Linked DNA regions of Homo sapiens: region 2 is linked to region 1. A link is an interaction called in ENCODE POLR2A ChIA-PET data of the cell type or tissue named here. Cell type or tissue: PC-9. All regions are shown on one strand.

Region 1 (5,000 bases):
AGTTTGGAACCATCAATATTGGGCTGCAGGTTCCAGCTGTTGCCCCCTAGCAGGAAGTGGCTAAGCTGGCCATCATATCATGGGGTAATGGCACCTGACGCGCTGGACGCACCAGGAGGGGTATAAGTTGCTGGCAGGAAGTTCCAGGCACAAGACACCCACCCCTACTGACCGTGCTACCTGGGCAGGTGCCGCTCTCAGCCCAAGAGTGCTTTCACTGCATCAGCTGAACATCCAGAAAATAAGGGCAAAACCCAGTACCACACACCACACTGTTCCATACTGTTGTCTGTGTATACATGACTGGCCGTCCGAGCCAGAACTGAAGCTTCTCTTATTTGTTTTTCTTTTTTTTGCAGAGATGGGGTTTCACTATGTTGCCCAGGCTGGTCTCAAACTCCCGGGCTCAAGTGATCCACCCGCCTCGGCCACCCAAGTGTTAGGATTGCAGGCGTGAGCCCCGTGCCTGGCCTGAAGCTTCTCAAGTGCAGAACCTGCCTTGCTTTTTATCTCCCTCCAGCTCCTTGAGATGGTGGGTTTCAAAAGAAAAATCTGACAGCAAAAAAACATCCATGCTACCCAAAGCCTGTCATTTTATAGGTCCATGCCGGGGCCCGGGGACTTCCTCTTAGGTCCAATGAGATCACCACGTTTCCCTTGTTTTAGGAGCTGTTTGTTTATCAGATTAACAGAAATTTATAAGTCTCTACCTACTCTGATAGCTGGCTGACTCCAAATCCAGGCTGTATCAGCAGAAAAAGATGTCAGTGAACCCTGTGCCTGACTTGAGGAAACTCTGGACAAGTTACCAGAAAAGGTGATGGAGCCGGGCCTTACCCCCTCACTGCTCAGGATGTGGACCAGGAGGCCATTTCCACATCCCAGGTCCACAAAGGACTGCCTGGCAGTTAGTCTCCTCTCAGCCCTTTCTTCTTCCCATAGAATCTAAGTGAAGAGAAAAACAAAACAAAGTCAGGTGGTAATTCACTCTACGCAAGAATAATTTAGACACAAACTGGTCAAAGAAAACTCTGAGTGAAAGGAAACTTGAAATCATCTACACTAAACATTCTTTTTTTTTTTTCTTTTTTTGAGATGGAGTGTTGCTCTTGCCGCCCAGGCTAGAGTGCAATGATGCAATCTCTGGTCACTGCAACCTCCGCCTCCTGGGTTCAAGCAATTCTCCTGCCTCAGCCTCCCCAGTAGCTGGAACTATGGGCTCCTGCCACCACGCCTGGCTAATTTTGTATTTTTAGTAGAGACAGGGTTTCACCATGTTGGCCAGGCTGGTCTCAAACTCCTGACCTCAAGTGATCTGCCCGCCTCGGCCTCCCGAAGTGCTGGGAATTACAGGCTTGAGCCACCAAACCCAGCCTACTCTAAACATTCTTATAGATAAGTAAACCAAGATGATTAAATCAGAGGGCATGTCCAAATGTAGCCAGCTAGCGAGCCAGCTGAGGAAAGGGCTAGAAGGTTCTAGGCCAGGGCCGGAAGACACGTGTTCCTCAGTGCTTCCCTGTGCCAGCCGGTGCCTCCACGATGACTGCTGAGTGTGGACGTACAGTTCCGCCTGCAGGTCAAGTTGGAACCCGAGGTCAAGTTTCAACCCAAACTTGTTGTATACGCATCAAAAGGACCACATGAAGTCAAACCATTACACGAGAAACCAACCTTGGCCAGCAGAATTGTGAGCACCGGCAGTTATGGATTTGGAAAATGTCCTTCACTACAGGGAACATCTGCCTGTAGCAAACTCCACCCACTCCAGAGAAGCTGAGGTCGCTTACACCCTTACCAGCAGGTATGCTGCGATAGCCACATCTTCATACACGAACTTCTCAGGATCAGTGACTTCAGGCCACACCTAAAACAGTTTCAAGAGCAAACATAAATTGTTCGGTTTCCCCACCACCATTTCCCAATACTTTAAGTATCCCTATAAAGCATAAATCAAACTGGACTAATCGTACACTAAAATAGGAAACATAAGCTCAAAGGCAGGAATTCACAACTGGTTTCTTACAATAAAAGATTTACATAAAGAAACAAGGCATGCCAAGAACAATCCAATCCAAAGCAAGATTTCACAATCAACAGAATGTACCTAAGGCATTTAGCTGAGGCAGTGGACACAGAGGAAACACTTAGCTACACTGTGCTCATTGTCTATGCAGATAAGGGCAACAAACAAGGAAACTAGGCGTGGGAGTGAAACTAGGGCAGGGAGAGCCGCGAGCCACAAACTAGGAGACCAGTGCTCCAGCCCCTGGTCCATCAGTGGCTGCTGTCGCCCTACCTGTCAAACAGGGATAAAGCCATGCCTCAACTAACACACAGGATAATCAAGGTGCTCTGAAAACTGTAAAGCACTAGCTGTGCAAACATGAGCTCTCATTATTAAAATTAGTCATGTTCAGAACTGGCATTAGGCAAAACAGGAAAAACCAATGGCCAATGTTAAAAGTTGAAATTTCTATTTCCAGTCACAGCGCCTTAGACAATACAGATGAACCATCCCACTAGAAACAATTTCAAAAGCTGGAAAAACATAAAAAGTACCTTCTGGACGGTACCAAATAGCTAACAAGATGGCAAAGGACCACGAGGCCAGGATGTGGGAGGGAGCCCAGCCTCAGTCAGCCAACCCCGGGGACCCACAGGTGCTTCAGCAATAATGAAAGGTCACAGCTTTAAGCCTGTGACCTTTGGGGTGCTTTTGTTACAGAGCAAGACGTGACTGATTAAAAAAATACATGGAAGCCGGGCAGTGGCTCAAGCCTGTAATCCAAGCACTTTAGGAGGCCAAAGCAGGCAGAACACTTGAGCCCTGGGAAACATGGCAAAACTTTGTCTCTACAAAAAATACAAAAAATTAGCCAGGCATGGTAGCATCTGCCTGTGGTCCCAGCTACTAGGGAGAATCGCTTGAGCCCGGGAGGTTGAGTCTCCAGTGAGCCAAGATTGCACCACTGCACCCCAGCCTAGGCGACAGAGTGAGAGCCTGTCTCAAAAAAAAAAAAAAAAAAAAAAACATGGAAATGACAAATTGTGGTTACTCCTAGGACGGGGAGGAAGATGGGAACTAGGAAGAATAGTAAGTAGCTTTGACTCTACCAGCAATGCCTTCTGCCTTAAGCTGGGCATAAACACACAGATGTATTGGGGGAACCCGCCCCCAATTCGGGGTCCCTGACTTCCCGCAACACAGATGTTTCTTGTTATACTGTTTTTACATCTTAGATAGAAAGTTTAAGCACATGTTATTATGAAATGTATCTCCTTTTGGGAACTGCTCTTTTGTATTTTAACTTTTCACATATTTTCTTAAAATATATTTAAGTTTATACAAAGAATTATGGTAATTTAGCCATTTTTTTTTTCAAGGTTCCATTACTTTTCAATTAAATATTTCCCTTTAGGTCTCTTGAAAACAAATAATATACAAGTAAAGATCAATCCTTTTCCATTATATATCTGTCTATGTTTTTGTTGTGTGCACCCCTAAGTATGTCAAAGTACAGCCTGCAACAGGAAAAACAATTTTACCTGGAAGAGTTTGATTATTTTACCTCATGTAAATTAAGGGTGAGCTGGACACGGTGGCTCACACCTGTAATCTTAGCACTTTGGGAGGCCAAGACCAGTCTGGGCAACATGGTGAAACCTCATCTCTAATAAAAATACAAAAAATTAGCCAGGCGTGGTGGCATGTTCCTGTAGTCCCAGCTAGTCCAGAGGCTGAGGCAGGAGAATCTCTTGAACCCGGGAGGCAGAGGTTGCAGTGAGCCAAGATCACACCACTTCACTCTGGCCCTTTTTTTTGGGGGGGTGACAGAACAAGACTGTCGCAAAAAAAAAAAAAAAAAAAAAAAAAGAAAAGAAAAGAAAAGAAAATCATGAAGGGGGAAAAATCAGATATTCTCCACCAGAATTACCTTAACCATTTCCTTATACTTCTCTTTAAGTTCCTGGTAAGCCTTGCTATACTTCATAATGGAGATGAGGGAAAGGGTGCTTTTAAAGTCACTCTTCTTGTTCTCTACAGACCACTTGGCCAACTTGGCCAGCAACTCTTCTCCAAGCCACGTGGGTTTGGGATACACGATTCCATCTGAATGCCATCTTTCTGGACAGAAAATTAAAACAGATATGAACCTTTAAAAATAAGAGAAATATGAATAAGCACAGATATGTTCAATTCTTATTTTAAAATTATCTATTTATTTACCTAATGAAGAAAACAGAAGCTAAGACATCTATATTACCAAAAACATAAAACGAACTAGAACTAGTTACAGAACTTTCATCTAATAGAGAAAAACATGTAAAAAGCACAGAGAATCCCTCTTTTCTTGCAAACTTTGTTAAGGATATATTTACACACTGCGAAGCCCCTGAGGCGGCTGAACAAATAAAGGCCTCTCTCCTGCTGCTTCATGCACAAGGAGCCAGAGTCTAAGCGTCCAAGGATTTTCCTAACATTTCTATTCTTTACCATTTTCACAGGTGCAACTCAAATGAGTATACTGGCTCACCGAATAGCTACTTGCCAGAAGGCGAAGTGCTCAGCCACAGAGATAAAGGCTGCTGTGCATTTTGCCGGCTTATTTTGTCTTTCACATGTCTTCTGCCATCAGAAGGTTCATGACAGTGGGGGGCTTCTGTCTGTCTTGCTCACTGCTCCGCCCCCAGGTCCCAGCAGTGCTGACACATAGCAGGCACTGTTCATGGATGCATTCAATAAATGAGGAAAAGCTCACAATCCTTGGGAGGACTGGCGGGACAGATACAAACCCAGATAACAATACACTGTCCAAGGGCTGCGTTTGGGGCAGCACAGGGAAGGGGAGGGCATTAAGTTTGCTGGGCAGATGAGAGAAAGCTACGATAAAAGTGACATTCAACGGACATTCCTAAGAACAAGCAGATCCCAGCCACTGGGTGAGCGGGGCAGAGCCGGAGGGCCTCACAAGTGTGCTGAGGGCGCGGCAGCAGCA
Region 2 (5,000 bases), 270 kb after region 1:
CAGGGTACGTGGTTGTCCATACAGCTTATTTCTAACAGCAATGCCTTGGAGGTAACCTGGGTGTCCGATAAACCACACTGCAGCCACACAACAGGTAGCCAGCAGCTGTGATACAGAAGCAAGGCTTTCTCTGAGTGCCAACAAGGAAAGATCCCTGAGACGTATTAAGCAGAAAAAAGCAAGCTTCAGAGTGTCTGCTCCATTTTCTGTCTGAAAGTGGGGTTAGGATGCGTTCGCATCTGTTTGCACTTGTGAAAAGAAACCGCAGGAGGATGAATGCATTGGCAACAGTGGGGAGCTGAGTCGGTGAGCCACAGGGGAGTTCTCGGTGCTGAAACTATTCTGGATGATGCTGTGATGACAGATACATGACTCCATTTCCCAAAAGACATTGAACTTTACAGCACAGGGAGCCTTAATGTGTGCGCTTTTTTTGTTTTTTTTGAGACGGAGTTTCGCTCTTGTTGCCCAGGCTGTAGTGTAACTGCTCAATCTCGGCTCCCCACAACCTCCGCATCCCGGGTTCAAGTGATTCTCCTGCTTCAGCCTCCTGAGTAGCTGCGACTACAGGCACCCGCAAACACTCCTGGCTAATTTTTGTATTTTTAGTAGAGATGGGGTTTGATCATGTTGGTCAGACTGGTGTCGAACTCCTGACCTCAAGTGATCCACCCGCCTCAGCCTCCCAAAGTGCTAGGATTACAGGTGTGAGCCACCGCACCCTATGTACGCAAATCATATTTTAAAGAAAAAAAAAAAAAAGAACAAACCTAGGCAGACAGGGGACTCCCAGGATGAATGTGAAATGTGACAAAACAATTAACTGTATCACAAATGTATACGACAATCTCATGAGATTGACAAAACAATTAACTGTATCACAAATGTATACGACAATCTCATGAGATTGACAAAAGAATTAACTGTATCACAAATGTATACGACAATCTCGTGAGATTGACAAAACAATTAATAACTGTATCACAAATGTATACGACAATCTCACTGAAGTGAGAGGAAGAAAGTTCCACTAAGTCTGTGAAACTGAAGGCAAAAGGAGCCCCACAGATGCATTCCACTCTGGCTGATAAAGTTGCTTTCCAGCCGGCCACAGTGGCTCATACCTGTAATCCCAGTACTTTGGGAGGCTGAGGCGGGAGGATCACGTGAGCCCAGGGGTTCGAGACCAGCCTGAGCAACATGATGAGACCCTGTCTCTAGAAAAAATAAAAAATTAGCTGGGTGTGGTGGCATGTGCCTGTAGTCCCAGCTACTCAGGAGACTAAGCCAGGAGGATTATTTGAGCCAGGGAGGTCGAGGCTGCAGTGAGCCATGCTCACACCACTGCACTCCAGCCGGGGCACAGAGCAACAGCCTGTCTCAAAAAATTAATGAATAAAGTTGCCTCCCACAGGGGTATGGGTCAGCCATTCTGATACTTCCGTACATGTAGACTGGAACAGAACTGTTAAGTCAATGGATGGCTAATGGTGAAAGCCAGGTGTCTCAATGTTGGAGTGGGCGGTTACAGATTGCTGGTGGGGCAGAGCTGGAATCCACTTAGTAATAATGGATTTGAGTTGGAGACGTCAGTATGAACTCACATTTAACCTAATAGAGATACAGATATTGCATCTAGGCATACTTAGAGACATGCATATATACATGGTTGGTGTACACATATATGCCTTCATGCTCTGTCAGCTGAGAGGGCCTAAAAGAAAAGACACACGGCCAGGCGCAGTGGCTCATGCCTGTAATACAGCACTTTGGGAGGCTGAGGTGGGCGGATCATGAGGTCAGGAGTTCGAGACCAGCCTGGCCAACATGGTGAAACCCCGTATCTACTAAAAATACAAAAATTAGTTGGGCATGGTGGTGAATGCCCACCACCATGGACTTGCATAGGAGGACTAAATACAAAGTGGGGTCCTGGGTGGGATCCCGGGGCAGGCGAAGGCGTTAGGTAAAGACGAAGGAAATCTGAGTCAGGTGTGGGCTGCAGCTGGTAATCAGGCATTGGTGGTATTGGCTCATTAGTTATGACAAATGTACCATACCAAGGTGAGATGCTAATCATAGAGGCCGCTGGGTGGGGTTTTACGAGAACTCTCTGAACTGTCTTCCTGACTGTTTTGTAAATCTAAGAGGATTCCAAAGAATTCAGTCTATTAAAAGAAAAACAAACAAAAAGTCCCTGTAGGGTGGAACAAGTTTGATGAACTTTTAAGGCCCAAAGACACCCAAGCGTCACTGCGGGATCCCAGCCAAGCCTGGAGCCGCCTGCTTGGGTGGGGCTGCTTGCCATGGGCCTCAGGCCAGCCCGGGAGCCTCCCTGGGCCACGCCTCCCTCTACTGTACAGGGAGTGAGTTAATCACAGAGATGCGTGGGGCAGGGCCGGTTTCTGGTCATTGTTCCCACAGCACCAGGAAACCGAGGCAGGGCTTTGGAAGGGCATCCTAGCCCCAGGCGTGACCTGCCGTGGTCCTCAGCCAGTCCTGCCACCTTGAGCGCCGGCCTTCCTCTGTAAACGAGGGGGAGGATGAGGACGGGCTCCTTCGTAGTGAACAGAACTCGCCTGGGGCTGCTGCTGCCACAGAGGGCTCCAGACCATTCTATAGCCCCAGCGGGAGAGGGAGGCAAGGTCGCCAGGCGGATGGCATGCTGAGAAACTGAGGCTCACAGAGGCCCCACCCCTTGCCAGGGGCCATGGATCCCCCTCACCCCCAGGGCAGCCTCTCCTCTGCCCTCCTCTGGGTCAGGCCCCTGCGCCTCCCCACTGCCCCAACAGCCTCTGCGTCCAGTCCCTGCCTCCTTCAAAACCCACTCCCAAGTCCAGCCCTGAGAGAAGGCGGTCTCATCCCCAGTGGCAGGTGGGAACCCTGGCCCCATGAGGGGGACTGAGGCTTCGGAGATGCAGAGAGCCACTGGAACCCCTCTGAGACCCCTGGCACTGGTGTAGCAGGAGGGCAGGGGCAGCATGAAAGACACAGGGTGCAGGGGAAGACTGACTCTGGGCCCGCCCAGGGCTCCTGCGTCCTCCAGGGTCACCAGCATTGCACTGTTTCCATCAACTATGGCTGCTGGCCACATGCGGACACTGCCCTGGGCACCAACACCAATGCCTCATCTTACAGATGGGGAAACTGAGGCACGGAGGGTGGAATCACTCAGTGGCAAGCTGGGATCAGAACCCCTGGCCACAGCCTCTTGGCACCTCACCTTTCCACCAGGCACCCTGCCCGCCCAGTCGTCGGGATCCTGGGGAGACAGCACTCCCACCTCATCCTGCCACCCTGACAGCATCCAGCTCCACCCATCAGGCTATTGGCCCATTTCTCATACATGGGAACACCAGGCTGGCCCTTCGCCTGAAACCCCATTCGAGGCAGCACCCGCCCTGCTGCTTCTGGCCAGGTGAGTTTCGAGTTTTGGGTGCACCCTCCCCATGAAAACCCTCTCCGGCCTCACCTGTCTCGACAGGTGACACTGAGCATGGGGCTGAGGGCTTTAGCCTCGGCAGGGAGGGCTTTCCAAGCGCAGACCCAGCAAAATGCTCTGGAACTTACCCTGCCAGGGAAGGGAAGAGGGGAGGCTGGATCCCGGGCCCACCACCTGCTGCAGGGCCACAGCTGTTGCTATCACAGTTCCTCAGGACAGCCACACAGCCCAGCACCCTGTCCAGGCAAGAAGGTGCACATTTTTAGTGAGCCTGGCCTCTGGGCTCCAATCAGATGACCTGGGCGGCCGGCCTGGGTCATTGGCTGTGCTGCTGTGGCCTGCCTGCCCCACCCCACCCTGGGAAGGGCTTTCTCCTCCCTGACCTTCCTCCTCCTTATCAGCTGTCAGAACTGTTAGCTCTCCTGGGCCAGAATTCCCAAGCAGGGTGGGGAGGAGCCACCGCAGGGAGCTTGGCTGAGGCGCTCCTGGGCCGGTCCAGTCTGCCCAGGGCTTTGGGGGTTTCAGACCACCTCCCTGTTCCCTGCTCAGAGAGGAGAGAGGCTGGGCCCTAGGAACAGATTCCAGGCCCTGCTCTGCTGGGATGAGGAGAACCAGTCTCACCCAAGCCGGTTTCTGCAGCTGGGCCGTCACGGCAGCTAGCTGGGAGTCCAGTAAACATTTACTGAGCACCTATTTTGTGCCATAGGGCCCAGTGCAAGGCCAGCAAAGATGGGCAGGACCTCTCATGTGGTGCCCAGAGGGACTGGTCCCCAAACTCGCTCAAGATAGAGTCACCTGGGATGTCCTTAAAGATTCAGATTCTTGACTCGGGACCCCCTGTATCAGGATCTCCCAGAGTGGGGCCCAGAAATCTGGATTTTTAACAAGCTCCTAAGCGATGCTTGTCATCAGGTGACTCTGGGAACCTCTGTTCCAAACAGCACTCTTACCTTCAGATGCTCACCAGGGGCCTTGACAGACACAGGCACCCTGAACCCCCAGGAGCTGGGCACCGCCTTTGTGACTGGCTGTGTGACACAGGGCAAGTTTCTTAACCTCTCTGTGCCTCCCTTTCCTGGTGTTTGTGCTGGAAGAACAATAGGTAGTTGGCCTACTTCATCGGGTATTTATGAGGAATAAACGAGTTAATCAACATTCAGGGCTTAAAACAATGACCTACACACAGAGACACACACACACAGACACACATGTGCGCACATGCATACACATACATGCACGCACACACATATGCACACATACACACACGTGTGCACATACATATACCCATATACACATACACACAGGTGCACTCACACACACACGTATACACATACACACAGAGACATATGTACACACAGAGACACATGCACACATGCATACACATACAAGCACACACATACACATAAACACAAGTGCACTCACACACATATATACACATACACATGTGCACACAGACACATGGACACACAGATACATGTGCACATATACATACACATACATGCATGCACACACATATACACATACACACATGTGCACATACCTACACACATACACATAC

What was found. ChIA-PET counts read pairs that join two places held together with the same protein. Peaks named below come from ENCODE experiments on the same cell type or tissue, not always from the same donor. Only the 100,000 strongest peaks of a DNase experiment are listed, where the experiment ranks them.
Region 2: POLR2A ChIA-PET joins it to region 1 with 10 read pairs; 2 of 35 experiments call an interaction of 5 or more read pairs at or near these places.

The regions. Positions count from the first base shown.
Region 1 is chr4:8,448,827-8,453,826 of GRCh38, reverse strand. TRMT44 (tRNA methyltransferase 44 homolog) reads right to left here. Exons shown (of 11, transcript NM_152544.3): 3 at 3,939-4,158; 4 at 1,799-1,867; 5 at 838-945. Among named protein-coding and RNA genes, the nearest start is that of TRMT44, 11 kb to the right of the region's middle. In PC-9, no CTCF peak of the experiment used is centred here; a DNase peak (open chromatin) is centred at 2,126; H3K27ac peaks cover 1,259 bases.
Region 2 is chr4:8,180,781-8,185,780 of GRCh38, reverse strand. It overlaps a transcript of SH3TC1 not described here. Among named protein-coding and RNA genes, the nearest start is that of SH3TC1, 16 kb to the left of the region's middle. In PC-9, no CTCF peak of the experiment used is centred here; a DNase peak (open chromatin) is centred at 2,200; H3K4me3 peaks cover 257 bases; H3K27ac peaks cover 1,571 bases.